Linked DNA regions of Mus musculus: regions 2, 3, 4, 5, 6 and 7 are each linked to region 1. The links are chromatin loops, found by intact Hi-C in ENCODE. Cell type or tissue: heart. All regions are shown on one strand. Links, peaks and the distances in the headings refer to the core of each region. The heading gives the core; the rest is flanking DNA.

Region 1 (4,444 bases), core at 318-4,317:
AATGGCCAGCCTCCATGTAGCACGGGAAGGATCCAGCAACAACAGTATGTGGTCCAGTGAGCCCTGCCTGTAAGCAGTCAAGACCCTACCTTGCAGTGCAGGTATCCTCACAGGTGAGCAAGCCCCTTTAGGAGGGTCAGCATCCTATCTTTTCTTCCCATCCGCATCTTCCAGCTCCAGTGTCTTTCCATATCCCAGACCTATCCACAAGCACGCACCTGGAACTCACTTCTGGATAGCGGCTCTCATCTTCAGAGCACAGTCACCTCTGCCACACAGAAAGGACAGGAAGGCGGGTGCTTTGAATGAAAATCGTACAAAACCTTTGTCAGATTTATTTAAAGTACTGGTTTTAACTCTGCAGATGCTGCTGATAAATTATTTATTCTTTCTGAGGTAAAAGCCCTGACCCCAGTGCAGGACAAGCACTGACCCCGAGCAGGGACACAGTGGTGGTCCAACCTTCCATATTCTTTACTGGGATGGCAGGAAGGACAGCCCTTTTCTCCCTTCCCTCCCCCCATGATGTGAGCATTCTGAAGAATTCTAGTGGCACCTTCAAACCTCCTTACTCTGTCTACACCATCATCCAGGGGGTCTTATTCTCCCCTTGATTTCAAATGTCCATAGATCTGAAGCCTCCATCCCGAGGGTCTCAGCTTCCCTCTGAGCATCGAGACAGATGCTCAGACGGGCAATTTATGGGAGCTATTACTATGACCTCACAAACTCCTGCCTACCACAGCTTCCCTCTGTGGGGACTCTGCCTTTCCCAGTAGCTTCTAATTGGCATTCTCTACCTTTGTGTCTCTGCTCTCTTCCCTTCTAATCTTCCTTTACTTGAACAAGTGGCTTGAGTCCACACACTTATCTCTCATCGGGAAGCAACTTCCTTCCAACTAATTTTCAGATCCACTCATTATACTACATTTCCATTACAAATATAGCATGTATCTTTCTGAAGTTATCTTCAGTTGCAGTTGTCTTTCTGAAACAAGGGTTAGATTCAGTCTGTCATCTCCCATCCCAAACTCTTGATAGTTCACTATTCCCCTAGATACAATAAATCCAGACTGCACATGACTTTCCTTTCATCAGTCTTCCTCTGGTATCCCCTCTTGGAACACTATGATCTTCATGGTGTAGTCTCCATTCTTGCAGCAGAATGCACAACTCCTGAGAACAAAGAGGCCTGTTTCTGTGCTCTGTCTGGTTTCCCTTACTCTGGAATCCACTCATCCATGTAAGTGCTTACTCTGAAGATATGAACTGAGCCCCCAGAGTGCTTCATCCCATGGAATGGATTTCCAATAAAAGGAGAATAAGACAATTAAAAGTACATACCCAGCAAATTGATAGACAAAGATGCAACATATGAAGAGGCATATAGTATAATAGGGGGCAGAATAATGAGAGATGCTTGATATAGATTATTCTAGAGAACCTTTCTTCTGGTTGGACAGGAAGGAAGGAAGGAAGGAAGAAAGGGAGGGAGGGAGGGAGGGAGGGAGGGAGGGAGGGAGGGAGGGAGGGAGGGAGGGAGGGAGAAAGATGCAGATATACCTCCAAATGCCCAAACCCCACCCAGACACAGTAGGAGCATCTGCAGTTCTCATCTACTCAGAGGCTTAAACCCAGGAGGGGAGGCATTACTTTGAGCCTACATTTTTTTGAGGCCATCTTAGGCAACTTAGTAGATCTCGACTTTAAAAAAAAATAAACAATCAAACTTGCCCAAACCTCCCAAGTGCCCGTCCTCTGTGAAGGCTTTCTTTCTCAAATGCACTTTTCTATTTGGCTGATGAGCTTAAGCCAACTCTCAGCCTTGGGTCAGAGCAGGGTCTGGACACTTTGCTTCTTCATCCATCCCTTAGGATCTACAAATTCAACTAATATGCATGTGCCAGGCTCTGTGTCTCTCACAGAGGTGGGCCCAGTGCCCTGGGGAGTCAACCAGATCAAGGCTCATCCCTTCCTTCAACCCCTTGGTCCCCCATCTATATGGCCATTGGCAAGTCACCTTAGCTCACTAAGCTTTGGTGTCAGTGAGTCTAATGAGAATAAAAACAGTACCAAGCTCTGTGAGGTCACTGTCCTTCTCACACATGCCTGGAAAGAAGAGCTACACTTTGACCCTTATTCCATGCCACCTCTCTTCTTTCTGCTCCAGCTTTGGGTCCTACTTTTATTAGAGAAAGAACCTGTGCTTATGTCTAGAAAGCTTACCGATCTTGAAGAGGGTATGGCTGAGAGAGAAGTGATTGTCCATCTCTATCCAGTGCTGTGGCTCTACTCTCTCATCTTCATCTGACTGCACTGACCTGGGAGCCGTGAGTGTGTTCCAGCTGCACTAGGACAAGTCCACCTGTCAGGTTCATACTCAGTCCTGACATAGAAACCCAGGGAGATTTGCAAATCTGTGAGCTAGAGTTCAGAGAAGAGAGGAAACCTTTCAGAGTATGAACAACCTTTACAACTTAGCTCTGACTAGGTTCAGAGACTCCTGGGAACTCCTACACCATATCCCCAATTGAGGTTGTTTTCAGTTTTGTTGATTTGTGTTGTTTGTTTGTTTGTTTGTTGTTTGTTTGTTTGTTTGTCTGTTTTTCTGGACCTTTCTTTTCCTCTTCGGCCAACCTAGCTGCACCTCTTCTACATGGCCACTAGGTGGTGCTGTAGGATGACCCTTGAATAACAGACGACCAGTAGGCAGTCCAATTCTCTTGGTTGGAAACGTGCAGAAATGGGAAACTACAGGCTCTCTACTAGGTGCCTTCCCACCTCTGCCTCTCTTCCTACCTGATCACTGTGCCTCCAGACCCTCTCCCTCTCTCTCATCATCTTCCCTTCACTTTTCACTCGCATCTCTGCTCTCCACCACAAGAAAATTGGCCAAGATAGCTCAGGCACTTCCTTAATCCTCTAATTTTCCCACTCCCTGCTTCAAAGACTGGGTCAGAGAGGCTGAGTCTCTCTGAGCTCTTGATCTGAGCTCCCTGAATAAGCTCTGCTCTCTCTCCACTCCATACAAGGTTTCCTCCCATTATCTGATACTTCTGTCCTCAGTCTTCACCCAGAAATCGACAAATTTAAAATAGCAATCGGGCTCCTGCTCTGACCTGAAAGATTCCATTCGATGTCTCTGTCTACCCAGTGAGAAGTGTGAGCCCACTCTCTCCCACGAGGTCTCAGGACTGTAGACTCCTTGTGTTCTGCTGGTGTTGGCACTGCTTGGACTCAGAACATCATTGTAATGCACCAAGCATCAGATTGGCACTGTTTGAAATTCTTGAAGTACTTGTGTTTGAAGTGACCTGGCATCTCCTGACTCCTCCTTGCATTCTAAACAGGCAAAGAGAGAGATGTTGTCCTGGAGCTCAGAGAGACCTGAGCCAAGCCACACTCTGTCACTTACTAGAATCAAGTGACCTTGACCTCTCTGAAAATCAATGTCTCTTGACTCTCTGCATAAAGAATAGTTGAACTAAGGATGCTAAGGATGAAGGGAAGGCTGTTCGTTACTTACTTGAGGCTCCCATTCCATAACTAAATGAAGCCAATGCAATTGTCTTAGAACAAAAAGAGATCATACGTGCATCCAACATCCACATCCTACAAATATGTAAAGTGGGGCCTAAAAAGGGAAAAATAACTTTGTCCATGCCTCATGGTCCTTGGTTACCTAGGGAGTAGGCAGATCAGGGTCATCACATGATTTTAAGTGGTTTCTTCTGTACCTGCTATGTTCTCCATCTCCACCATCAGAGAGGAAAAGAGAAAGACCCAAGGTCAGAGTTGCAGCCAGGCACAGATCAGCCAAGGTAGAACCTGGACACTAAGGGCCAGTATGTGCTGGGTCGAACTAATGGAAGTGTGCCTACCTCTGAGCCAGTTGGATCACATCTGAGTCAAGGTGTTTCCATCTGGGACAATTGTGTGGGTGCGCTTGGAAGCTAGAGATATCTCTGAGAATGGCCAGGTTGGTGCAGGACAAGAGAAGATGACGAAGCCAGGATATGCTACAGAGTCCATCGGTCTGCTGGAATGCACCAGGTCACAATGCAGAGAAGCCACTCTTAAGTTAGACCAGACAGCAGAATATAAGGAAGAGACATAGCCTTGCCTGTCTAGGAGAGGATAGTATGAAATGTAAACGGGACATCTCAAAACCTGATATAATAGGTTCATGTCCCAGACATAGAGTCAGTGGATAGAGAATCAGAGAGAGGGCCTGAGAGACACAGCACTAAGTGAGTATTAGAAGTCGCTGAGTGGCAGAGAGGGTGTTATGGTCTGGCTGGGGAACTGCTAAAGCCAAAGCAGGAAGACTTACAAGTTCTAGATGCTCCCATTGCCCATCACTGAAATGGACGTTCATACATATATAGCAAGCGGCAGAGGTAGAAAGGAATGGACCCCAAGCCTATCTCATCTCAGACCTTAG
Region 2 (4,444 bases), core at 286-4,285, 260 kb after region 1:
AAGTGTGTATGCATTCGCACTCATGCTTGTCATACAATACACATGCCCACGTGGGTATGGGCACTCATGTGTACATGTGGAGGGCAGAGGTCAGTATTAGTTAGTTGTCCAGTTTATTTTTCAGGACAGGATCTCAGTCCTAATTAGTTTTGATTGTTACCTAAATACAGTCCAGGGTTATCTGAGAAGGAAAGCCTTGACTGAGGAATTGCCTAGATCATGACGGCCTGTGGGCGTGTCTAAGAAGCTTGTCTTGATTAGGAATTGATGTAGGAGGGTCAAGTCCACCATGGTTGGTTCCATTTCCTGGGAAGAGGTATCCGTCCACATAAGAAATGTAACTAAAGCCGGGCAGTGGTGGTGCACGCCTTTAATCCCAGCACTTGGGAGGCAGAGGGCAGGCAGATTTCTGAGTTCGAGGCCAGCCTGGTTTACAGAGTGAGTTTCAGGACAGCCAGGGCTACACAGAGAAACCCTGTCTCGAAAAACCAAAAAAAAAAAAAAAAAAAAAGAAAGAAAGAAAGAAAGAAAAGAAGGAAGGAAGGAGGGGGAGAGAGAGACAGACAGACAGACAGACAGACAGACAGACAGACAGAAATGTAACTAGGCACTAGCCTGTGAGCTAGCAAACTAGTGAGCATCATCGTCCAATGGTTCCTGCTGGACTGAGATGTAACACTACAAAAAAAAAAAAAAGAAAAAGAAAAAAATTCACTTTCAGGTTCCTGCTTTGACTTTCCTCTATGTTGTCCTGTGACTAGGAAGGGTAAACTAGATGAAACAGTCTTTCCTTAGATTGCTTCTAGTCAGTTACTTAACATTAACAACAGACAGGAAATGGTACCTGGCTAACAATCAGGGATCCGCCCATCTCCACCCATCTCACCCACCCCACACTAAGCTTATTACTGCCAGGTTTGACTGACTTTTACCAGGGTTCTGGGGTTCCCAGCTCAGATTCTCATGTTTGCACCACAAGCGCTTTACTGAGTGGGCCCAGCCTCTTAAGTGTAGTTTTGAATACTAACTGTGGAAAGTCAGGTGGGAAGAATAGCCCATCCTTTATGCGGTTGTTTGAATACGTTAAACACAGCACATGACTGCTTGATTCTTTTTCTCTGCTTTACTTAGGTTTTGGTTTCTGTTCTTTCACGTTTTTCAAGATGCAGAGCCAGCAGTGTTCTTGGAATGAACACCCAAGGTTTGGGGATTGGAAGGTTGGGTGTGAGCATCATTGTTTTTTTCTTCCTGTATAATCACCAGAGAAATATTTTCTTCTCTGTGGCCCCACTTTCCTCATCCTTAAATTTAGTTTAAAAACAAAATAACAAATTTCATTCCCTGATATACAGCACATGAAAGAGCTCCGTACGTACATTTTAAATAGAAAACACAGTATACATAGAAATTAAAAGCCTCTCCAATTCTTTTACCATACTACTCAGAGGGCTGCTGTGGCAGGCTGTCATGACCTATAAAACCGTCAGCACTAGGTGGTCCTTTTGTGAGTCTTCTAGACTTTTTGGTTTTTAAGATGTCTTTATCAAGACAAATCTCTCAAAAGTAGAGGGCTCTGAGTGGGCTTTCTGCTTGTGTTTAGGGAAACGGAAGTCTCAGAGATGTAGTTGCTAGTGAAGGCTCTGAAAGGCCACCAGGAGGGCAGACAGATCAAACTTCTGAGTGATGACCTGGGACAGAGCCAGGACTTCCAGTAGATGTGTCAGGAACAGATTCAGTAGCAAGTAAAAAGAGTGTTCTGAAGATGCCACAAGAAAACAGAAGCAACGACTCGGAGAGGAAACGAGATAATCAAGGAGGGACTTCAGATGGCTTTAAGGGACTGGTCAGAGGTAACGCAACAGGTGGTGGGGCAACTTACTGACTTGGCTTTGCTGACTCAGTTCTCCCTAGCCAGGCAACAGTCCTTGAGGGAGGGAAGAGGAGGAGCCTGTGGGGAAGCAAAAAGAAGGAAAGCAACTGGGGAATTGGGCCCTGGTTTGGCTGAATGTAACGAGTTTGCAGAGCAGCAGTCCTGACTCTGGCCTCCTTAGGCCCCAGAGCCTAGAACGGTACACAATCCTCTTACTCAGTTAACTCAGCAAACATTTATAGGCCTGCGAGTCAGTTCCCCGCAGTAGACCCACGTGGGATTGCTAGCCCTGGCGAGCCTCCTGCCTAGCGACCAGCAGAGGGCAGAAAAGACCCGCAGATGCCAAACTCTGCACAGCCTGCAGCCTAGCTTCTGGCGGGGAGGGGGGCGGGGGGAGGGGTGTGGGGAGAAACTAGGTCACTTGGTCCTGCCAAATGGCAACATTGACAGGGGTGGACACACTGGGACTCAACACAGAAACTGTGAGGCCTCGAACACCACCTTGCCAAGAGCACTCATGCCTCTGGGCTTGCAGAAGTCACCGTTGCTTGTAGAGGGAAGGATGAGATCGTGTGTGTGTGTGTGTGTGTGTGTGTCTGTGTGTGTGTGTGTGTGTGTGTGTCTGTGTGTGTGTGTGTGTGTCTGTGTGTGTGTGTCTGTGTGTGTGGTCTGTGTCTGTGTGTGTCTGTGTGTCTGTGTGTGTCTGTGTGTGTGTGTCTGTGTCTGTGTTGGGGGGGTGTTTGGTTTATTTTGCTTGAAATAGCTTGCTGCAGTACTTGGCTTTTTTTTTTTTTTTTAGATAAATTCTCACTCCAGACTCCAGGCTGGCCTGGAACTTAGGGTCCTCCTGCCTCACAGTGATGTACAGCTACATGTGGGATAGCTCAGGGTCGGGGCAAGGAAGTTCTTCCATCAAACAATTAAGTAGCAGGCTCACCTCAAGCTGTGTTTTAGAGTAAAGGGGAGGCCAGACCCATGCAGAGCACTGATGGGTGGGGCAGGTTGCCTCAAGAGAGTTTACCAAAGCTCAGAGCCCTCTTTGGTCTGGGAGGAAACTTCCATTTGGAGGTGAGGGGGAGGGCTAAGTGGACGGATGTGGCTAGGTGAATGCCAGATCATATTTCTTAATGGTTAGAGGACAGACTTGGAGTCAGATTAGCTCTTTCTCTTAGTCTTGCCAACCAGAGGTTATGAAACCTTGAGTCGGCCATTTCCAACCTCGTTTTTCTCCTCTGTAAGCTGGTGAGACTGTCATAAAGATGAAGTGGAAGAACTCTCCAGTGTGTGAAAGTGTTGTTGAGTCTCCTCCCCTCTGTCCTTCTTAGTGGCACACCATGTACCAGAATCATATCTGTGACAGGTACCTCTTGTGCTGGACAGGGAGGAGGGACACCCACGAGGCTATTAGTCCTTCAAGTAAACTTGTCCTTCAGGAATGCTGTTACAGTGGGGCCAGGAGGCTCCTCTCCATCGATGCACATAGTACCCTGCTACTAGAAAATGTGGGTGTCTGGGGCAAATGTTTTTCTGGCTCCTCAAATCACAAGGCCTTTGGGGGACGAGGAATTAGTAAGTTAAAAATGGTCTTGATGAGAGGAAAGTTGGAGACAGGATGATACTCCATTTCTTCTCATGGACTCTGTGAAACGTAGAAGGTCCATCTGAGTGCCTTGTCTAGGACTGCTTTATATGAGTGAGTCTGGAAGACATTATGCTAAGTGAAACATGCCAGGCTTGGAAAAACAAATACTGCATGCTCTCCTGTGAGGAAGCCAAAAGTCAATCTCGCTGAAAATGAGCACGGGATGGTCGTGACTCGAGGCTGGGGAAGGGCTGGCTAATGCATAGCATTGTGCAGGAGGAATATATTCTACTGTCCTATCATCACAGTAGGGGGACATAACTTATGGTATATTTCAAAAGAGCTGAAGGAAAGGTTTTGGAATGTTTCCGACATAAAGAAGAGATATATGATTGAAGTATGCTAATCACTTTAATCCAATCATTAAACATTGTATATAGTATTACAACTATCACAATTCACCTCATAAATATGAATAGTTATTTTGAGGTTTTTTTTTTTAAAGAGCAACTTGTGAGTGTTTTCTCTTCATTAAGCCCTGCAGCAATACCTGTGCTGCCTTTCTATGTCAACAGAAGGAAATCAGGCATGGATGCTCTTACATAAAACAGCTAAGCACAGTGTTCCATACTTATTACTTGGCAATGAGGCAAGAACCTTGGAGAACTAGTTTGAGGTTTTAGTGATCAAAAAATAAATGAAAATGAGGCTCAGAGAACCATGCAACCAGGGAAAGGAACTTTCCCGTCCTTTTCTATGCTCTTAGGTTCTTTCTCTGTGACCATTTGGACATTTGGCTGGATCCCCGCATTGGAGTCTCTGCCTTTGGGAAAGGCTCTTCCCGAAGTCCTTCCGTTCAAATCCAGTCAGTGCTTGTGTTACCCAGCCTCAGAAGAGAGACACTCGGAACTCTTCCAGTCAGACCAGCTCGGAGCTCAGCAAGTGCTCTAAGGCTGATAGGTCCTGCATTAGCTGTGTGGTCATGAGCACAT
Region 3 (4,444 bases), core at 240-4,239, 180 kb after region 1:
GGCACATATGTCTATAAAAGCTTTAAAGGAAGATCCAAAGCCCAAGTTAAATAGGTTGGCCAAGGTCCAATGGAAGAAAACTATCTTAGCCACAGAACAATACTGGGAGCAAGCTGGAAAGCTCATCTGTTCTCTTTTTGCCTCTGGGAGGGTAATCGTTCCAACTAGTACTTCTGTTAACAAAGAGTCACCAAGTATCTATGATCCTGCTTGACTTGTGGGCTTTCTGGATTCATGAAGGCCCTCATTCCCCAGGGATACCATTATAATGAATCACCAATTGAGTGGTTTACCCTCAAGTCTGGAGAATAGAAGCCCCAAATCAAAGTTTTGGCAGAATAGTTTCCTTCTGAGGACTGTGAGGAAGAAATATGTTCGAGGCTTCTCTCCTTGGCCTATAGACAGATGTTTGCAGCTGGAGCCTGCCTTTCCCCTGTGCATGTCTTGTTATATAAGGATGTCAATTACATAAGGTTAATGCCCACACTAATGTCTTCTTCATTTTAACTTGATTGCCATCTATAAAGGCCCTGTCTGCAAACATGCCCACAATCTAAGGCACTTGATTTTGGATCCTCACATGCGAATATGGGGGGAGATTAACATTTAACTTAAAACAGTGACTCCCTCTGAAGCAGATTTAACTACAGTTCAATAGCATCTGGCAGCATGCTAGAGATGCTTGGAATATCGAATTCCATGTCAAAAAGAGGTTTATGTTGTAAAGTAGACACCTCTCCTCTCTGGACCTCATATGTCATATCGAGAGTAAGAGGTGTGCACTGGGTCTCCACCACCTCTGCACCTGAATTCCAGGACCGTGTTCTAGGCAGAGTCGGGCAGTATACAGGGGAGAGTAACAATTAGACTCCACCACTTTCAAGCAGGACGATCTGGCCAAAGTTTTGTTTAGGTATAGACAAGATTATCTGTGTAGCCCTGGCTGGCTTGGAACTCTCTGTGTAGAACTGACTAGCTTGTCAAACTTGTGGCCTCTGCCTCCAGTGTTCTGGAACTACAGTTGTATGAGACTGTACCCAGCGTTGTTTTCTGAGCTTTGCATTTTTAACTGTAACCAAAAGATAGTAATATTAGCTACTACAAAAAGGGGGGGGAGGGGAATGTGGTGATTAAGGGTGTGTCCCTGGTCACATAGTTATCAGCTCCTACACACTAACCGCTAATGCCACTAATACTATGAACAAGAGCCAAGTTTATACCTGGTCTCAAGTCTCAGTGCTGTCCACCTCTGACCTCCGATCCCTGACACCCACTAGAGCCCACCCACCTCTGACCCCTGACCCCTGGCACCCACTAGAGACCACCCACCTCTGGCCCCCAACCCCTGGCACCCACTAGAGCCCGCCCACCTCTGACCCCCGACCCCTGGCACCCACTAGAGCCCGCCCACCTCTGACCCCCGACCCCTGGCACCCACTAGAGCCCTATGCTGCAGCTTAGAATGAGATGCTTGAGCTGCCAAAACTTTGGCATTCCCCGTGACACACCTTCCCTGTCTCCACCTTACCTACCTCCTGCCCGCTCTACTTGACTTTTGACTTTTTCTTCTTAGAGTCAGGGCTAGAGCTTCAGGTGATTTTTTTTCTCATTGTACTTTATAATTTTACATAGAATATGTAGAAAATCTAATAATAACATCAATATAACTATGGCATTTGGCACAGCTTTATAGGGAAGCTATGTAGATTCAGCTTCTCCTGTGGATATGAGACTGATATCTGCAGCAATCTCTTGGATATGAGACTGATATCTGCAGCAATCTCTTGGATATGAGACTGATATCTGCAGCAATCTCTTGGATATGAGACTGATATCTGCAGCAATCTCTTGGATATGAGACTGATGGCTGCAGCAATCTCTTGGATATGAGACTGATATCTGCAGCAATCTCTTGGATATGAGACAGATGGCTGCAGCAATCTCTTGGATATGAGACTGATATCTGCAGCAATCTCTTGGATATGAGACTGATGGCTGCAGCAATCTCTTGGATATGAGACTGATATCTGCAGCAATCTCTTGGATATGAGACTGATGGCTGCAGCAATCTCTTGGATATGAGACTGATGGCTGCAGCAATCTCTTGGCACTGTGATTTTCTCCTGTGCATCATCTGGATTATAATCAACCTAAGGAGACAAACAGATTTTCTTATTCAAATTGACTTTCATAACACACCAACCTCTCTTACACAAGGTAACCCATGCTATCCTCCCCACACCTGGATGAACCAGAATACAGTACCCCTATATCAAAGGCTCCCCAGACACTCAGAGATCCCATGGGAGGCTGGTGCCCTGGCTACCAGGATTCAAATGTATGCCTCTGACTCCAAGGACACCCGCATTTGATATTTAACACTCTCCACTCTCTAATAACTCAGCAGGCTTATACATCCTCCTTCCAGCCCTCACCCCCTACAAGTGAACACACACACACACACTCCTTAGGCCCTTCATTTTGCAGTTTTCTGTGGCCTTGGTGCCCCCTAGTGGCTCATTAGGGTTCATTGCACTGAAGGCTTGTGACTAAGCACTCGAGTTGTCCAGAGGCCAGTGTTGGTAGCCCTGGGATAACACATCTCTCAGTGCCCAGAGCTGGACCCACCATTAAAGATACCCCCCATCTTCTTTTTATTTTTTATTATTTTTGACAGGGTCTTTTTGTGTAGCTCGGGCCGTCTTCAAACTTACTAGGTAGTCCAGGTAGGCTCACATTCATAGAAAACCTGAGTGCTGGGATTACAGTGGTACACCACTATAGCCCACCAATACTGTACCTAAGTGAGTCTATCAGAGTCTATGCAGGAGTCAAGGCAAAGGAAACAGCACCAAGACAGCATGTAATATCTGGAGTTCTGGCCCGGTACCTCCTTCCACTCCTTAGTGGGATATGTGGACTTTCACATTCTCTGTTGCGCCTACCCGCAACTCTCCTTTCTCAGAGCTTGTTTGCAGGAAGGGGAGAAACAAAAGAAACTGAAGTTAAAGACTTCATAGTCTTTATATAAATCTCGCTCCACAAAGGATGCCATCTAAACTCTCCTCTAGAAAGGAGATCATGGGGGTGGGGGAAATAGGTTTAAAGGAAGGGCTAGAGGTATGTGATAGAAATAGGAGACTTAAGAAGAGACATTGGACTAGTGAGGGTAGAAGAGTATTGAGAGCAGGAGCAAAAAAATGGGGAGACAAGTTGGGAAGGAAGATCAAGCAAAGCAAAGTATTGTGACAATACCACAAGGAACCCCAATGCCCTTCGTTCAAACAGAGATGTTAATAAACAGTGTCCCCAGGAAGTGCGTAGCCTGCTGTGTTTTATAAAAAGATAGAGAGGGGAGGAATATGTTTGGTGGAGGTGTAGTCAGGTGTGGAGGAAGGGGGGTTCCTCTGCTGGCCCATGCTGAGGTATCCTTTCCCCCTGAGCCGCACAGCCACACAACAGACAGTATAGTATAGAACAGTTTATTCAGGGCATGGGGAGGGGAGTTGAGAGGTAGTAGAGACAAAGAAAAGCAGAGAGACAGAGTAGAAGAGAAGAGGCTAGAGCCATGACATGTGGTGGTGGTGGGGTGGATGGGGAGAGAGGGAGAAGGGGCAAGAGGACAGAGTGAGAGCAGGGAGGCAAGAGAACAAGAGGGAGGAGGGGGCAAGTAACCCCTTTTATAGTGAGTCAGGCATACCTGGCCATTGCCAGGTAACTGTGGGGCGGAGCTTAGACAAAATGCTAACACAGCCAGCTGTTTCTCCGTGGGCCTCACATGGGGAGATGGAGAAGGCATTCTATCCATTTCTGCTAAGTAAACACAGAAAAACTCCAACCCATCGAGTCCAATGCTCTGATATGGGTGCTTGGGATTTCCCGCCATCATTCCAGAACCAGCTCCCAGCATTCAAAACTGGAGGAGTCATCAAGGACCCTGAATGCTAAAGAAAGCAGAAAGCGTTGCAAAGCTGACATCCCCCAGAAGCACCACCCTAGTTCCCAGCACTTGGCTGCTTACATAGCTTTCCTTCCCCTCAACCCAGCTGTGCAGGACCAAAGGAAGCGAGACAGAGAGACAACAGCCTATCCCCGTCACTTCCCACACATCAAATCCTCCCTCTTCCTGATTTCTTCTCTTCCCCTGAAAGGCCTAGCTTAGACCTTAAGAAGCTGTAGGCATTCTGAAAATCTTTTAATCATTTTTCTGGCTTTGAGATTATTTGATATACCCTGGAGACCTATTTGACAATACAGGAGCCAATGTTCACTCAAGGGACTGAGTACTTGAAATGTGGTCGGTCTGAACTGCAATGTGACAAAGTGCAACTAGACTTCATATTTTAAGGACTTAAGATGGGAGAAAAATAATGTATTTTTTAAAAGTAATTATATATTGAAATAACTTCTTAGATACACAAAATCATGTTAAAATTAATTTCTT
Region 4 (4,444 bases), core at 137-4,136, 95 kb after region 1:
CGTCTAGAAACCTGTCACCATAGAGACAGATGCACCCTTCTCTCCCAGGCAAATAGGGAGGCAACAGGGGCCCTTAATGCACAAACCTAAGAGGTCCAGGGAAAAGAATCCAAGAGACCTTTTTCCTAGCTGACTTACAAAGTAAAATTATTTTCCCCAAGATCAGTAGGTTCTGGTCCCCACTGATAATAGCAGCTGAACTGTAAGCCTCACATTGCTACCAGAATGAATTATCCTGGGCTCATTCTTTTCGGCATTGTTGCTGTTACTCAGGGTTTAAATGAAAGAGCTCTTGCCTGCATCTTTCCATCTCTTTCAGAAGATAGCTTTGTCCTTGAGCAGTCCTCACAGGGAGAGAGACACACTGCCCACGCTGTGCCCATCGACACTCTAACAAGGAAGAGATCCATGTGACCAGCCATCTGAGCCCCCTCCAGTCCTCTCTGCCTTCTATTGCTGCAAGCAACAGAACATGCTCCTGTTCCAAGAGGCAAAAAGATTAAGTTGGAGAAAGGGGCCAGACACCCCTGGAATAGAAACATCTGTGCAGTGTGGGTGGTGTTGCAGGAGTCTGTCCCTATGTATCTGCATATGTGCTCGGATGTCTTGGTAATTATGTGTGTAATATACATATGTCTATGAGTATTTGTACAAGAAGGCACACATGTGTCTATGTGTGGGCATATGTTGTTCTGCATGCCTCTAGTGTGTGTGTGTGTGTGTGTGTGTGTGTGTGTGTGTGTGTGTGTCACAGTTTCCAGACAAATTGAATGAACTCACGTGAGCATCACGCATGTGGGTTCGCTATTGTGGAATTAGAGGATAATAGGAAGAGTGTTGAGTTTGGAATTAGAACACCCATGTGTCAGTCACAGCTTCCTAGCATGGACTAGTCATATACCTTCCTGGACTCAGTGTCTCTCTGGGTTAAATGAAGATAAGGATCCCTGCCAATGACAGTGGAAACTGCCAGGCTCAAACCCCTTATGGATTTGGTATGCATTGTTAATCTGAGGTGAGCAATCACCTCACCCATTGTGCCAGGATAGGAGGAGATAGTCTTATCAGAGCACAAGAGATCAGGCCACAGAAGTCCGCCTCTGCTGGCCTTCCACTCACTGAGCATCATATGCATCTCAGGCAGCCTCTGAGAGAGCCCTGCTACTGCACCAGTAAGTGTAGAACTCAGTACCAAGAGAGGGCAAGGAAAAAGGACCCATCTCACCCTGACACTATCAGCACCCACATGGGAGGTGCTTCTGTGTGGCATAAGTGCCTCTCCAGCAACTCTTGAGGCAGAAAGCAAGGATGTCACCATAAGTCTGAGGCACCTTAAGTCAAAAGCCCTACCAACTTGTCCTTAGTCACACAGGTAGCAGATGGACAGACAACGTAGGATGAAGAGCCACACAGAAACTGAGAGCTGGCCCCTGTCTCTGCCCCCAGAGCCTGTACCCACAGCCACTCAATGTGACAGTGTTTTGCTGAAGAGAGATGAAAGTGATGGCCTTGAGAGCTAGCCTGGAGAAGACCACCAAGTCTTGCAGCTAGCTAGCCATAGAGTAAAAGAGGGAACTCAAAGATGAAGGGAGCATAAGAGAGGCCAGAAATTGCTTCCAGCAAGACAAGATCGCCCTCTCCTGTCCAGACAGAGCAGCGCCACAGTCAGTCTTCCATCTCCTTTTCTGGCAATCCTCCACTCAGAGCCCCACAAGGCAATGAAAACACGATTCCACTCTAGCCCTGCTTGAGAACTCCCTGGTCTGGTCTCCTCCATCAACTGACAGCCCTGAAACATCTGACCTTGCCAGTGACAGATACCCGTGTGCTCCCTGTCTCGGAGACCTGGGGCCTAGAGGCACAGTATACACAGTTGTCTTTGCAGATGACTTCTTGTAGTCATTATCAGACTCTCTGACAGCTGCTACCTTACTTGACTATGGAGGAGGTGTTAGGTTGCTAGGCAACCAAAGACAACCTGTGTAGAGAGGCCAAGGAATGGGCTCCAGATCCTTTCTGCTTAGTACAGCTCAGTGACCTTGCAAAGTTAGACCTGCAGCACCAGCACCAGCCACCGACATCTGCATAATGGTTAGAAGCCTATAGTGAAGTGCACAGAAAGTTCCAGGTTTGATTATGGCAGAGACCACCCACACCACAAAGACTCATCAACATCTATGTATGGACCAAAAGTCCAGACATGCTATAGAGTAGCGGTGAAGCTGGGAACATTGTGATCTGTGCAAAGGCAGTGGAAATGGGTTAGAAGCACTTCTCAGTATCTATGAAGTGCCTCAGGCCATACAACAAGTCTGTCTGGCTCTGGGGAAGAGCAGTAAGATGACAAGTAAGTCCTAGTGTATTTGAGACACCCTAGGACAGTGGGCGGCTAGACTGTTCCCCAGTGCTAGATGCTACAGGATACAAACATAGCCACCCTCTGGAGGAAAAACACGAACCAATAGCACTGAAAGGTATAGACAACCTCTAGACAGCTCTCAAGAGGACAGAAGTATCTCCACCTGGCACCCTCCAGGACAGCTTTCCCTCCAGGCAAGGTTAGAAGAGTGGCCTGCACACACGGCAGCCGAGAAGGAGGATTAAGTGTGCCATGGGGAACAAGGTCCATCTGCACACTGGTGCAGCCAGCACTGTACCGGACAAGAATACAGATTGTGAGAGGAGTCAGACATTGTGATCCCTTCAGCCATGGGTAAAAGCTCTGCTTGGAGTCAGAGCAATTCTTCGAGGCTTTGGAAGGTCCGACACATAAGAGTCATGGCTGTTATTAGAAGTCACACCAGCAAACATAACAATGGAAGCTGCTCCAAATGTCCTCGGCTCCATCCTCACTGGGGGCCCTTTCCAACCCAGAGAATGATACCACAGGCTGTGTATCCAGGGAAAGAATGAAATTCAACCTTAGTTTCTAGAAATGACCATTGAAACAAAGTAGCATGAGGCAGGGGGCTGGGGTGGGAGGTAGCTTCTATGGCCAGAGGCTGCATTAACGTTTCAGGTTTCAGACTTTTCTCTGCTAGGGTGACACACACACACACACACACACACACACACACACAAAACAAAAACAAAAACAAAAAACAAAACAAAAACAAAAACTGGTCCTCACAGGGGCAGCCCTCCTCTATAGATCCAGAAACCACAGTGAGCCCAGGTCACAGGTTGCATTCCCTCTTGCTAATAAATATCTGCTGATCCTAGCCAACTAGCAAGATAGTCGTGTCTTCTAGACACGACAGAGTTGACAGAATTTCCACAATATGATAACCTAAACAAGAGCTGCATGTATACCACACCAGTCAACATGTCATCGTGGGACATCACAAGGCCCTGCCTCTCCATGAAGAGCTACAGGCAGTCAAACAATGGATTCTGATCTGAGAAGCGGAGAATCCATTTTCTCTGAGCATAATCCCCGTAATGGAATATTCAGTATCAAGTGAACAACCCTAAGTACATATGAGCAACACTGAACAGACTCTGTGGATCATATAGATTATGTCTACAACGTATAATGAATATAGAAGAGATCATGAACTTGGGAAAGTGGAGACACAAGATGAATTGGGAGATACAAGTAACGTATCTGTACTTGTAAGTGAACTTCTCAAAAAAATTATTTTTAAAGAGCATCTGCTGATCCCTTACAATGTGAGCTGTCTCGGATCTGGGCACCATGTGAGTTCCATGCAAGGTCACACACGCAGCCCGTGGCAGCCTGCAAAGCACCCTCCCATGTCATTTCCCTTGGTCCTTACCCAGATCTTGCAGAACAGTGGCAAAGCAAGCACTCTGATCTTTGTTTGCTTGCTCTCCTTTTATCCTGAAGGATGCAGTGGCATACTGTGATGCACACTAGATCTAAAGCATGCAGCCTGGTGCTTTCTGATATGCGTATACACCTGTAAGACCATTACTGGTGCCCACTTGGTGATTCCTCCCGTCTTCCTGCCCTCTCTCCCAGGCCACTGCTGATCAGCTTTCTGCTGCTCTAGATTAGCATTTCTGAGGTTTTGTATTCATGAAGTTATTCTATATGTTCCTATCTGGCTCCTTTGACTCAGCCTATTTTCTTATTATAGATGACAACACGGAGGCTTGATGAGACACTGCAAGCAGTTAGTGTAGACAATAGTCCTGGCTCAGAGCCCAGCATGCTGCCTGCCACTCATCCTTACCACTCCATCATTCCATCCCCAGACATTAACTGAGCACTTGGGGTGGGCTGAGTTTGTAAAACTAGACATGGCCCCTACCCTCAGGAACATGCAATTACTCTTTCCTGTTTTTATTAACCAACCTTGTAAAGAATATTTACCAAATAACCACTCAGTGTGGGTGCACTGCTTAAAATGATGCTGTTTCTCAAACCCTCCACCCTCCTCCTACCTGCCACCTCAGACTGGACACTGGTACAGAGAGT
Region 5 (4,444 bases), core at 176-4,175, 370 kb after region 1:
CACCAAGACTCATTGTGATTGCTTGGACAAGACAAGGAGCCTTGCCTGAACCAAGCCTTTATGAAGGTTCCCAGGGTTTAGCACAATTCTAGGCACCCCTAATACCTGCTTCCTGCTCCAGGCAAGGAATTGATGAAAGAAAGTTAGAAGTGAGAGAAGGCTGGGGTCCTTTCTGTCAGAGCCTTGTAATGTGGTGGAGAGTACACTGGATCGGAAGTCAGGAAACCAGGCTGTGGCCACAGTTCGCCCTCTAGTTGTTCGAGAAAGCCTTACTTACCCCTTGTCTGTTTCCTCAATTGTTAAAAGGTCAAATCATCCCTTGAATTCACTTCATGGTTATTTTTACTGTGAAATAATAAAGTGCTCCTACATGTAACTTTACCAGTAATTTTTCTTCATTCACTATTTTATGGGCCAGGAGGTTAGGAAGGGTCCAGCTGAGCAGTACTTAGAACTCATGCAATTACAGTGGTACTGAGAGACATGAGGTTCCTTTGAGATGAACGTTCAGTGTGGCACATTCACACGGCTGGTGGTTGACATGGGCTAAGGGCTCAGCTGCAGCTGTCAGCGGGAGCACCCGCAAGTGCGCACCCTCTAGCACCGTCAGTGTCTCAGGTAAGTGTGGTACCCCCCAAAGTGGCTAACTGTCCCCAGAACCATTATCCAGAGAACAACACCCTTGTTGATGTAGCTCTGCAAGTCCATAGCATTGCCTCCTCCATTTTCTGTTGGCTAGAAGAGGAATCTGGTTGCCCAGGCTCAAGAGGAAAGGCAGAGAATATTCCTGATGGGAGAAGGGTTAAAGAATGGGGGAACCTCTGAAAATTCACCAGCAAACAAGCCATAACATTTTGGGAGTTTATAGAATTCTCTTGCCCATGCTAGGGCTGGATGAGGCTGTGTCTGATTATGATTAAGAAGGAAACAAGACAGGGACAGGATTGGTGAGTGCCTGCTTCCCTGGACAGGGCACCTTGTCTTTCCGCCTTCCTTGGCTTCTTCCAGGGTTAGGTTGGGACTGTCTTTTAACAATGGTACCAGGGTGCTGGCTCATTGCATGGGTGAAGTGGGGCCAGGGTTGGTAGAGAGAAGAGAGTAATAATCAGCATATATTCTATCCCCCTCTGGAAAACTGCTATGCGACGGTCCACCCGGCACCTCGGGAGTTCATTTATTCCTCCCAGCGCCTCAAGGAAAAGGTTTTATTGTCACACAGGTTCAGAGGGTTAAGTGGCCTGCCCAAGGTTGGTGACAGACTCATGATTGAAACAACCTCAAACAGCCTGCCCCTGGGGCCAGAAGGAAGTGGAAGAAGCTGTCTCTCCTGTCCTCTGGCATGCCCTTGTCATCTTCTTCCCTACTTACTGCCTCCATTCGGGACCCAAATCTAGCTGCTCCCCTCCTCATCAGAACAGATTAGCTCTGTGTCTCAGTTCCATGTTTCAGAGCTAATATCCTCTCAGGAAAAGCCTCCAAAAAGATGCCAAAGATGGACGATGGGCATATCTAGTGCCCCAGAATAGGTTTATTGTATGGGGACCCTCCCATCTACAGCGAGGCCTGTGGGCCTCTGAACAGATGCTATGATCCACAGACTGGTGGAGGTGATCTATTCCCAAGGCCAGGCCTTAAGAAGTGGGCACTGCCAGCTTCCACATTTCTGCTCTTGAAGTGGTCTCCCCATCAGATAAGGATTTGGTCGCTCTGACCAACAGGCTCAGCTGATCTCTACTCCTACGTGTTTTCACCCAAAAACTAAATATCTATATAAATGTGAGAAAGGCTCCCTTGGGACGTCCAGACCAGCTCTTCTACCCACGGGACATCACTTTCATTTCCACCCATCTGCTGCCCTAATTCATACTGGAATTCCTCATTCATAAAGTCATGAGGTAGGAAATGTTGGTTGTTTTAAAATTTGGACTGACATGGAACACTGCAAGAGATAACTGTTTCAGGATGTATTGTTGCCTTTGAACTATCCTCTCTCTTTCCTTCTCTCTTGCAAATTAGAAGCTGTGTCTCTTAGGAAAGGCAAGACCCAGCTGACACTGAACTTAGACGTGGCTTTGAGGACTCTGGCTTCAGAGTGCCACTGAAGTGAAGCCCTTAATGCCTTGTGTCTCTGTGTCTATGCATCCCTCCTGGAAGGATGGCTGCCATTTCAACCAGAATTACCAAAAGACTGAGTGACTGTGTGGGGAGTGACTTGTCCAGCACTGGGCCAGTCCCTTGTTTGAGAACTAAGTAGGAGATTTGATGTGACAAGAGAGGTGCTTGGCCAAACTCGGGCCAGTGAGTTCTGATTTGCCTGTTTGAGGACTATGGCTAACATGGAGAGACAGTTTAAGAGTGTTGCCAGGCTAAACCGTGAACTGAAAGGGATTCCTGCCACCTGGTGGCTGCTCGTGGAATGAGGGGTGGCAGGGAGAGGAAATGGAAGGTTCCTTTGGAGGACCCCTTCTGAATGAAACTGAGATCACAAGGCACTGAGCGCGGCTGGGATGGGGAAAGATGAGAGTAGTAGTATTCTTCTGAAGATTATACTCCGAGCTGAGGCAGGAAGAGGGGGTTCTCTGCCACCAGCCTCTTCCATTCTTTATGACCCTACATTCAGTGGGTGCCTATTTAACAAAAACTTGGGCTATCACATCTTATACTTCATCTTTATCTTCCACTGGAGATTTCAAAAGATATTATCTGAAGTTGAGGGGTAATTCTCTGAGAACTTAGAACATGGCTTGCTGTGAACTAGCTCACTTCCCTAAGGATTAGGTCAGTCCCCTGCCTTTCTTGTGTTTCCCCTCAGTCCTCCTTACATAGTGAACATATATAGTTTTCTCTGAAGCTGGGCAGGATAAGAATTGCCCTGAAAAGCCCTGGAGAGGACACCAAACGCCATCCTCATATCAGACGGCGCCCCACTTTCCTTACCTGGAATAACGTAGATTCAAGCACTTCCCTCAGAGAAAAATCTCAGGGGTACAGAGTTGCTGAGGCACAGTAAGGGCAAGCATGGGACCCACAAGTATCCGGGGACATGCCCAGAAAACTGGCTGCATCTCTACCTTCAAATTTCTCAGCCAGCACCCACGAGAATCCCATTTCACCCCATCCCAAAGCCTCCCTCAGCTCCCCTCCTGTAAGTGAAGAAAGGCAAGAGAGGGTGCTAAGAACAGACACTTTATTGTACAGCAGGGTGGGGGAGATGAAGTGGGGGCCCTGGGGTGACAATGCCTCATGCCCTCTCCTGGGCCAAGTGATCCTGACTCAGAGCACTGGCCACTCCAGGACACATGAACTTAAACTGTTCTGAACGTGTGTCAGGACCGGAAGTGACTGCCTGGTATGTGTTTAGGTCTGTACAAAGCAGGACTTCTCATGAGAAATGACCCGGGGCCCTCCTCCCCTAGCTCCCCATAGTTCAGACCTAAGAAGAGGGACTCAGAGGTGTACAGAGTCAGGTGTATTACAGCCTGCGTGATCTCACTTCTCTTTTCACAGTGGGCATACTCTAGTTGAGGGAAGGGTAATGTAGTGGTAAGGAAGGGAAGAAGAGCAGTCCCTGCCTGGGAATACTGCAGATCTGCACGGGGATTGGCTCATAGCCTCAGGGCTCACACACGAGCACGGCCTCTGGAGGACGTCTCCTGGCACTTAAAAAGCAGCAGCCAGCTCCTGACGATGTATTGCTTGATGGCAGAAGCCAACCCTATCTATAATTCCTCTGCACCTCACGTCTCCCCCACCACCCAACCTAGGCCTCAGGCTCCTCGCTGTCCCCATGAAGAGGGCTGAGGGCTCCCTGAGCAAGAAGCTGGTGACTGGAGCTGAGAGCTGTCAGAACAGGAACTCTTAGGTGTACCTCTGCACTGCCCCAACTCGAATGACTCAGCCCCGGAAACCCCTTGTCTCCTGGTAGGCACCGTATGAGCAGCGCCAACCAGCACTAGGGACCCTGCGCCAAGACTTGGAGACCCAGCCCTCACTTCCAGCTCTTCCACGGAAGCTGAGGCTGGTCTTCAGTGGTCAGGTGAGCCCACCTCATCTCTCCGGAGGAGCCAGCGGAGGTCTGAGAAGCGGCTGTTGCTTTCTGAGTACTCCAGACTTTTTCAAGGACAAGGGCAGGACCGAAGGGCAGAGAGATGCCTTCCTCCTAAGAAGCCCGGTACTGTCTGCCTAAGACATCGTGACTCCAGTGTGAACAACAGAAGGTTGACTGGAAAATAAATCTGAGGGCTTTCCACCCCCACCCAAGGCCCTCCTTCCCACCAAAGGTGAAATGACAATGAGTCACCTGAAGGAAACACGTGCCTTTCCCCACAGCTGGTGCTTCTTAGAGGTGCCTGTCCTGAGGTCTCACCCATAGAGCTGAGAGGAAGACACGGGGTCTTCAGAAGGTGATGAACACTGGGTGGGTGGGGGTGTCACAGATCAGCAC
Region 6 (4,444 bases), core at 131-4,130, 55 kb after region 1:
ATTGTTTGCAATCTTAGACTAGGAAGGAACATTTCCATATGAAGCATACTCTAAGCCATAAAGAAAATGTTGACAAATTTCAGCCAAATCATTACAAATTCAAAATTCCCTATAGCCAAATAATTTTAAATGAAAGGATATGAGAAAATATCTGGGTTTTTTTCTTTGCATTCTTGTAGCAGATGAAATCCTTAATGATGAATCTGATTAACATTCAGTAATAAACACACAGACGGAGAAAGTGACGGAGCCAGCCTCCTGCAAACACCATCAACTAGGGCTTTGTTCAGATTCGGGTCAGGCTGGAATTCCAGAAAGGCGTATTAAAGGTCATCAAATGTGTTAGCGCGGATCCCCCAGGATCCTGTACAGCACTCCACGAGGATTGCCTTCTGTAGCTAACAAGCCTGATCAGATATGAAGTTTACAGACTAAATGTAGAAAATATTTATAATGTGTATATAAAACAAAAGGATTACTTGACAGGTTTTAAGCAATAATTTTAAATGCATTTAAAAGACAAAATACCTAACATACATTAAAAACAAGTAGGAGCTATTCTTAAAAGTCAGTAAAAATGACACTCATCTGGCCTGTATGCCATTTAAGACCCTCCATTTCATTTGTAACCAGAATACATGTCAAAAATTGTTAAAAATTATAACCCGTTCATATTAAGGAACACTATAGAGACATTTTTCTTTTAATTACAAATGTAGGAAAGGTACCCAAAAATGTTACAGCGGAAAGTCACACAATCCCATTTATGCCTAAAACTCTCTATCTGTTCTTGTGCACATACACACACGCCCAATGTGTGGGCAAGATTCTGAAAGAGTAGCTCTCATATTGTTAACTGTTCACTCCACACAGGAGGATAAAGAAGGTGGCTTGGAGACAAAGGAGCCCCACCATTTGCTTTACCTAATGCACATGGTCCTTTTTATCTTTGTAAAACTATATTCCTGTATACTTATATTTTGGAGAACAACAAAGTCAGACAATAGAAATATTACTGTAGCCATGGTTGTTCTTAAGCCAAGCTGAGAAGAATTATCTAAATCTTTAAAAAAAATCTGAGATAAAAATGAGTCAATGTAGAATTATCAAGAAGCTTCATCTCTTTTTTTACATTTTTTTAAAAAAATATTAGTTATTTTAATTATTTACATTTCTTTTTTTACTATAGTAAAACAGTTTTTATTAGATATTTTCTTTATTTGCATTTCAAATGTTATTCCCTTTCCTCATTTCCCCTCCTGAAACCCCCCCTATCCCATCCCCCTCCCCCTGCTCACTAACTCACCCACACCTGCTTCCCTGTCCTGGCATTCCCCTACACTGGGGCATCGAGCCTTCACAGGACCAAGGGCCTCTCCTCTCAGTGATTTCCCATAAGGCCATCCTTTGCTACATATGCAGCTGGAGTCAGGGGTCCCTCCATGTGTACTCTTTGGTTGATGGTTTTGTCCCTGAGAGCTCTGGAGGTACTGGTTGGTTCATACTCTTGTTCCTCCTATGGGGCTGCAAACCCCTTCAGCTCCTTAGGTCCTTTCTTTAGCTCCTCCATTGAGGACCCCATGTTCAGTCCAATGGTTGGCTGAGAGCATCCACCTCTTTATTTGTCAGGCACTGGCAGAACCTCTCAGGAGACAGCTCTATCAGGCTCCTGTCAGCAAGCACTTGTTGGCATCCACAACAGTGTCTGGGTTTGGTAACTGTATATGGGATAGATCCCCAACAGAGGTATGTATGGATACAGAAAATGTGGTACATTTACACGATAGAGTACTACTCCACTATTAAAAACAATGAATTCATGAAATTCTTAGGCAAATGGGTGGAACTAGAAAATATCATCCTGAGTGAGGGAACCCAATCACAAAAGAATACATACTGATAAGTGGATCTTAGCCCAGAAGTTCAGAATACCCAAGATACAATTCATAGACCACATGAAGCTCAAGAAGGAAGATCAAAGTGTGGATACTTCAGCCCTTCTTAGAAGGGGGATCAAAATACCCATGGGAGGAGATACAGAGACAAAGTGTGGAGCGGAGACTGAAAGAAAGGCCATCCAGAGACTGCCCCGCCTGGGGAGCCAACCCATATCCAGGAAACTTCATCCCCTGGCACATCAGCTGGTCCCTGCTTAGTCTGGCCTCAGAGTGAGCCCCCTGCTGGCCAGGCACATCTTCAGCTTCTTCAGACTCTATATGTTCCTACCTCCTGCTCCCTTGACTCTCAGGTTAGAACCTGATGCCATCTCTAACCAGGCTTCCCTAGCTATTCAAATATATCATCCATATGCTTCGTCAACAAGTGAGGAACAGACACCACTGGTCAAGCTCTAACCCAGGTAGATGCAAGAGCTAAAGGGAAAAAGCAGCTCTGAGACACTGCATAAAACACAAGACAGTGCTCTCACCTCGGACCAGGACAGGGATAGGGCCCTGCAGCCCTTCAGTCAGAAAGACCGGTTTAATTTCCATGCAAGAAAGCCCAACGGATGACATTTCAAAAGAAGAAGTTTTACAAAGTAAACTGGGGCCATTTTTACAAGAAAGATGAGACATTCTCCCACACAGAATCCTAAAGGACATCAGACTCAGGAAATTAGACATTGACCAGAACATGTGAATATACACGGCCTTTCATCAGGGACATTCGTTTCTCTCAGGCTACCCCAGTCCCAGGGTAGACAGCTTAGGTTGTCTACATTTTACCAGTGAGAATTCCAATCTCTAAAGTGTTCTTTTGACCACAGATTCACTCAGTTCCTCGAAAACAAGCCAAAGGGTTAGGGATCAGTAGAAAAAAAAAAGAAGAAATGTGCCCCCACCTTTGTTATGTCCAATCATGAAGAAATTTGGGGCTCATAAGATACATGCCAGAGAAGCCAGTAACAGGGAAGAGAGATTTCTGAATGAAAGTAGGTGACGCTGCGACTCAGACATGAATTTCACTGGACACTGTGGAGAGCAGGGTTGCAGATCAGTAAGCAAGGATGTCATTAAGGCATAGAGCATGGAGGGGGTTCACAGAGGCTACTCAAAAACAGCAGGCCAGGCTGCAGCTAGGGTGTGTCCACTGAGCCTCATGAGTCCTTATAATCTTAGACCACTGTGCCACATTTATGAAACTTCTTTCTCACCGTGAAGAAATCTCTCTTGTTGATTATACTCAACAAGAGAGGCCAGACAGGCAAATGGAGCACAAACTAAAAGAGCACCACCCAGGTTTATTCAGACTTACAGCCTACAGTGCCCCAAGTCCCTGAGAAACACCTTCAAAGAGACCAGCTGTCTCCTTTGCCCTTGATCTTAGGAAGCATAGCCCTATATCACTGTACATTAACTGTATCCTTATGCTCTGGGGGCCAATTCTGCCCTCTGTGTGGCCTCTAAAAACTCCAAATTCCGTGGTGTAGTCCTCGTTTTTAGGCCCACTTACAGATATATTCCTGTACTCCTCTATCTTTCAGCCTGCTACTTTTGAGCTGATCCTAATGGCCACTTCTTGCAACCTCAATCCGTTTATCAAGTAGTCTGATCTAATTTCTGCACTCTTTATCCCTGCCTCTGGGACTGCTCCCAGAATCCACACAACTAGCTGCCCTCCCCACATCCTGGCTCCCCACTCTGGTATTGGCTGGGCCTGTCACATAATTCTCACACTCTCATTAGCCTGGGCCTCAGCAGGGCTACTCAGCTACATCAATGAAGTTACTCATCACTAATTGCCTTCACTACCAAACAAATTTCTGGTACCCTCTGTTTTAGGGTAAACTCTCCTCTCCTGCCATTTCAACTCAAACCACTACCCAGACCGTTTTTATGTTAGATACTAAAGGGGAGGGTCGTTCTCCAATGACAGACAGACTTTGGGGTCAGGATAGAGACTTACAGCTTATAGTTTGGTTCCCCCCTTCTTCTGCATCCACAAAACGCATGCCTGCCACTCAACCCTAGCCATTTAGATGAGGGCATTGTGTCAAAACGCAATGAAAGAGCATCCATGTCAGCTTTCCCTCCCCCAAATGTGGGTGCCGCAGATGCAGAGCTTGGCTGCCTGCCCAGGATGCTCCCCATCCTCTTCAGCCCATTCACCCACCCACCAGGAGCCTCCAGGAAACAGTACCTAACAAACTGACAGCGGCCACAGGCCACCCCACATCCCCCTCCCCAGGCCAGAAAATCCCATTCAAGGCAGACAATGCTTCTTAACAAACAATTAGCTTGAATTTTTCATTAGCTTCTACTTCCTTTGCAGTTCCTGCCTCCAGCCCTTTCATAGCTCTAAGCTATGTATAGCTGGGGAGACCCTGGCCAGTCATAGAGGAGAGCCCAGCGGATATGTGGGTTAAAGCATCCATGAACCCACCTCTGAAATAGACTCCTAATGAAGCTGATTATAAATTAAACCCACTACTCCATATAGCCAA
Region 7 (4,444 bases), core at 172-4,171, 170 kb after region 1:
GGGGAGCTGCCGGCAGACAGATGGTGTAAAGACTTGATTGTCAGTGTTTTTCTCTCCGACCTGAATGGATCACAGAAGAAACCAACTTCTTCTTCTTTTTTTTAATTAGATATTTTCTTTATATACATTTCAAATGCTATCCCGAAAGTTCCCTATACCCTCCCCCAGCCCTGCTCCCCTACCCACCCACTCATGCTTCTTGGCCCTGGCATTCCCCTGTACTGGGGCATATAAAGCTTACAATACCAAAGGGAAGGGGTCTGCAACCCTATAGGTGGAACAACAATATGAACTAACCAGTACCCCCAGAGCTCGTGTCTGTAGCTGCATATGTAGCAGAAGATGGCCTAGTCGACCATCACTGGGAAAAGAAACCAACTTCTGCCGCAGTGTGGTGGTGCGTGCTCCAGCACCGGGAGCCCTGAGACAAACAGGGAGCACTGTCCAACCTGGGTTACGGAGCAGAACCCTACTATGCACGCCTTTGCATCCCAGCACTCAGGAAGCAGAAGCAGGCAGATCACTGTGAGTTCCAGGTCAGCCACAGTTACATGGTAAGACCTTGTCTCAAACAAACAAACAAACAGACAAACAAACAAACAAAGTAGAACCCTGCCTCAAAACAAACAGAAACAAGAAAATCAACTGCTTCTTTTTTAAAACAGTCTTTTGGCAATGAGTCAAGGTTGCCACGGTGAGAAAGCTGAGTAGGGGACATCAAGATGACTCAAGGTAAACACACTTGCCACACAGTCCTGGTGCTCTGGATCTGAGCTAGGAACCCCTTCTTTAAACAAAACAAAACCTAGATGCAACGGCACACATCGGTGCCCCCAGATCTCCTGCAGTGAAAAGGGAGGTAGAGACAGGAGACCTGCCTGAAAGCCAAATGGCCAGCTAGCCTGGTGTGCACTGTACAGTGGGAGAGTAAGGGAGACCTTGTTTCAGTGAGGTTGGAGGCAAGAACTGATCCCCAAAATCTTGTGCCACGGAGCATACATGTCTGCAGCCACACATCATGAGATATGGGAGATGGGTGTGGAGGGGTAGGGGTGGGATTAACAATACTTCTTAAAAGAAGTCTTTAAAAGGCTGCCTGGTGACTCCATCTTTTGGAAGACTAGTCTCCTCTAGAAACACTACCATACTCTAGCCATCTTGGACAGAGGTCATATGACCCAGACTCATGGGCCAACCAACTCCTGTCGTCTTCATTCTTTCCTGAGTTAATGACTATTCTCTCAAAGTGTTTCATTACAGCTCTGAGCAAAATAGGATCTAGTGGTTTCAGATCCCAGCCAATCGCTCTCATCATACCTACAGAATTTAGAGTTTGAAAATTGTTTCCCACGGGTCACTAACAGGTTCCTTTCAGGAGCCGAACTAGAGTGCCAGCAAGGAGTCAGTCATTCCTATGGGTCTGTGCACAGCCCCCATCTGGTTCTGAATCAACTATGGGCATCACATGAAGGGGTACTCTGACTGTGGAGTATCCTTCTGAAGACTACTCACATTGTGAATCCATGTTTTTCTTTCTTTCTCTGATAGACTTTGACCAAGATAGCAACACCCCACCACCCTGAATAAACTTTGGAGGATCATGGAAAATAAGAACTAGAGGAAGAATGTTAGTGTTTCTGGGGATACAGCCTAGAAACCAGATCTGTGACAAAAAAGTTGGGTATCATCCTGTGTGGTTCCATGTTTGTCTGTGAGTACATACATGAGCACACAGGTCTAAACATAGAAGTGGGGAAGGGGAGACTGAAAAAAAAAACACTAATTTTTTTATTTTGACATGATGAGATTGCCCACGGTTGGGTTGTTTTGATTTTCTCCGTTTTCTGTTGGAGAACATTAAAACCAATTAAGCCTTATTTTTAAATGATTATAAAAGGGAGGAAAATGAACCATAAAACAGAATGTGACTATTCAAGTCATATAGGGCTGAGCTCAAAGTCTCATCTTTTATGTCTTTGTTAGCTGATGTCTTTAGACAAGCTATTTAACTCTTCCAGGCTTTTTCTTTAGTCTTTCCTTAAGTCACTTAAGTAAGGCATGCTTAAAACAAAAGGCCAGACCTACAGCTTTACTGTTTCCAGAGCTGAGGTACTTAGCAGTCAACACAAAGATGGATGGTGTTAAGAAGAGATTCTTGGTTTCCTTTGTGGAGACTGAAGGTCTAGAGAGGGATGAAGCTATTCCCAAGGAGCCCGTGACTGGAATTAGGTGTCACTCCCCTGCCATCGGGGCAGCCAGGGGGAAGAGAAGACAAAAGCCAGTGGTCCTGCAGTCCAGCAGAGGAACACCAACAGACAACAGCTATGTTCTGAGGCCTAGTGAGTCCATTGGGAGATGTGGGTGGCAATCCAAGCTGTGCCTGCAGTTCCAGTGAGACCCTTGGCTGAGTGAAGCTGCTAGACTTCCAAGGCACCAGGATAGAGAACTCAGGCAGGGAGACTGCAGGGATGCAGCAGAGTATGGCTCCAAAGCCCTTTAAGGACACGGCCCAGCAAAGGAAAAGAGGAGGCAACACCCACAGCACTCCAGAGGCAGCTGCCAGAGGAGCAGTTCCAGTAGGCTCCACTCTGCCGTGTAAATCTCACTCCAAAGCACTCAAATTAATTTCAGTAAGAGCTCCCTAGAGCTCCCGACTGTGTCACCCAGACTCCTCCTGTCCTGAAGAAAAACAAGAAAAGAGACAGGCAGAATTTGTCAAGAAATTAATTGAAAACAGCAATGAGAAGCTCATGAATTTGTAATAAGTCTAATTTGCTCTCTCAAGGGCAGACTTGAATGCTTGTTTCTTCCCATCTGGGGCTTGCTGACCCAGGGCCCCCAGGCTTCTGAGAAGAGACTTCCTGCCACCAACACACAGCTGTTCCCTGGCTAGCAAGGCCACAGAAATGCACACCCCTACCCCTACCCCAACCCTGCCCCAGTCCAGGAGTCAGAGTCACGGGTTGCAAGTAGTATCTAGGGTATCTCTTTCAAGAAAAGCTAGAAAATTTTCTCTGGGTATTACGTGAGTCTGAAACAACTATTCATTGTGTTTGGATTACATGTTTACACTGGGTAATGCCCTGTTTGTGCAGATGGTTAAACCAAACCAGCATCTAAGCACTATACAGCTAGAAGGAAACAGATTGGTTTCCAGACCCCATGGCCTAGCAGAACACTCAGGACTAGGGGGCGAGCTTGTCCTTTGATTTGCTGAGCGCTCACAGGACTGGCCAAGGTCACGCAAACAAGGAGAACACAGGCCTGCCACTCCTGACTCTCTCTGACCTGTTGCTCCTTCTCTATTTAACAAGCCAGTTATGAAGTGAAGAGACAAAGATGAACACGAGACACCGTCCCCAGTCCCAAGGGAGGTGTGGGGGAAATGGAGCATAAGTGACTGTGATGTTAAAAAAATAATACTAATAATTCAAGCCCTGGCAGTGGGGCGGTGAGAGAACTGCGTGTACTGCCAACCTCATTTGGGGCATTGTTTCACAAGCCTACCCGAGGACTGCTTAATGACCTCGGGGAATGTGTCTCCCTGCGAGGCTATAAAGCCTCCTCTTTGTGAAGCTGTGTGTTACTTTGTAGGTCTTGTCCAGTTTAAAAAAAAAAAAAAAGTACATTGTTCTGTGATTAGAATTATAGAGCAGATAACACCAAGAATTATTTTTTTTTTAATTCTTCACTTCTGCTTCACGTTTTAAATGTTTGATTGTGGTAAATGCACATAACACAGAAGTTCCCATCATAGCTACTTGCAGCGTGCCGTTCAGTGGAGTGAGGTACATTCACATCATTGTGCAACCATCGCCACCAACCCTCATGGAGTTTTTTCATCTTGCAAAACTGAATCTCACGCCACTGAATAATACCTCCCATTCCATTCCCTCCCTCCCTCCCTCCCTCCCTCCCTCCCTCCCTCCCTCCCTCCCTCCCTCCCTCCCTCCGTTCCACAAGCAGCCCCTGGAGCCACCCTTGGGCATTCTGTGTCTATGAATTTGATTACTGACTATTCTAGGTACCTCCCGTTCAGGGAAGCTAGACAGTACCTGTTCTATATTACTGGTTTACTCTACATAGCCCAGTGTTCTACCATGGTGTGGTATATGAGAGAATTCTCTTGCATTTGAAAGGCTAAAACGCATTTCACTGTATGTTATGTGTCTATTTTGTTTTGTCATTCATCCACTGGTAGATTCTTTGGGGTACTTCTTTTCACTAGTCTTCTGATCAGGTTTTGTCAACTTGATATAATTAGGGTCATCCTGGAAGAGAAAACCTTAGTTCAGAAAATGGCTCCTTAATATTAGGGAAATATAATAATAGGTACATCTATGTAGCATTTTTTTAAACTAATGATCAGTGTGGGAGGACCCGTCCCTCTGCAGCCATGCCATCCCTGGCTGTACAGTAAAGCAGGATGAGCAAGCCGGTGTAT

The links. Peaks named below come from ENCODE experiments on the same cell type or tissue, not always from the same donor. Only the 100,000 strongest peaks of a DNase experiment are listed, where the experiment ranks them.
Region 2: it touches region 1 in a loop (2.4-fold over the local background); 2 of 42 quality-filtered maps call a loop at or near these places.
Region 3: it touches region 1 in a loop (7-fold over the local background); 14 of 42 quality-filtered maps call a loop at or near these places.
Region 4: it touches region 1 in a loop (10-fold over the local background); 21 of 42 quality-filtered maps call a loop at or near these places.
Region 5: it touches region 1 in a loop (6-fold over the local background); 14 of 42 quality-filtered maps call a loop at or near these places.
Region 6: a loop joins it to region 1, with 7 times the contacts of the local background. A loop is called at or near these places in 18 of 42 quality-filtered maps.
Region 7: a loop joins it to region 1, with 3 times the contacts of the local background. A loop is called at or near these places in 14 of 42 quality-filtered maps.

What each region holds. Positions count from the first base shown.
Region 1 is chr3:107,091,521-107,095,964 of GRCm38, forward strand. It overlaps Gm38712 (a long non-coding RNA gene), which reads right to left and starts at 1,379. Exons shown (of 4, transcript XR_003954542.1): 1 at 1,345-1,379; 2 at 90-299. It also overlaps a transcript of Kcna2 not described here. In heart, for the core only: a CTCF peak has its summit at 2,664 (motif pointing right); no DNase peak of the experiment used is centred there; H3K27me3 peaks cover 1,409 bases.
Region 2 is chr3:107,355,148-107,359,591 of GRCm38, forward strand. No RefSeq gene overlaps it. Among named protein-coding and RNA genes, the nearest start is that of Gm35700, 7.5 kb to the right of the region's middle. In heart, for the core only: a CTCF peak has its summit at 2,169 (motif pointing right); a DNase peak (open chromatin) is centred at 2,194; H3K4me3 peaks cover 567 bases; H3K27me3 peaks cover 303 bases.
Region 3 is chr3:107,271,524-107,275,967 of GRCm38, forward strand. No RefSeq gene overlaps it. Among named protein-coding and RNA genes, the nearest start is that of Lamtor5, 5.1 kb to the right of the region's middle. In heart, for the core only: a CTCF peak has its summit at 2,520 (motif pointing left); DNase peaks (open chromatin) are centred at 2,508 and 4,028; H3K27me3 peaks cover 835 bases.
Region 4 is chr3:107,186,803-107,191,246 of GRCm38, forward strand. All of the region lies in intron 1 of Kcna10 (potassium voltage-gated channel, shaker-related subfamily, member 10), which reads left to right. Among named protein-coding and RNA genes, the nearest start is that of Kcna10, 5.9 kb to the left of the region's middle. In heart, for the core only: a CTCF peak has its summit at 1,641 (motif pointing left); no DNase peak of the experiment used is centred there; H3K27me3 peaks cover 786 bases.
Region 5 is chr3:107,464,378-107,468,821 of GRCm38, forward strand. Slc6a17 (solute carrier family 6 (neurotransmitter transporter), member 17) reads right to left here. Exons shown (of 12, transcript NM_001293689.1): 12 at 3,171-4,444. Among named protein-coding and RNA genes, the nearest start is that of Kcnc4, 7.7 kb to the left of the region's middle. In heart, for the core only: a CTCF peak has its summit at 2,412 (motif pointing left); no DNase peak of the experiment used is centred there; H3K27me3 peaks cover 3,092 bases.
Region 6 is chr3:107,147,036-107,151,479 of GRCm38, forward strand. No RefSeq gene overlaps it. Among named protein-coding and RNA genes, the nearest start is that of Kcna10, 34 kb to the right of the region's middle. In heart, for the core only: a CTCF peak has its summit at 2,187 (motif pointing left); no DNase peak of the experiment used is centred there.
Region 7 is chr3:107,258,539-107,262,982 of GRCm38, forward strand. No RefSeq gene overlaps it. Among named protein-coding and RNA genes, the nearest start is that of Lamtor5, 18 kb to the right of the region's middle. In heart, for the core only: no CTCF peak of the experiment used is centred there; DNase peaks (open chromatin) are centred at 2,483 and 3,313.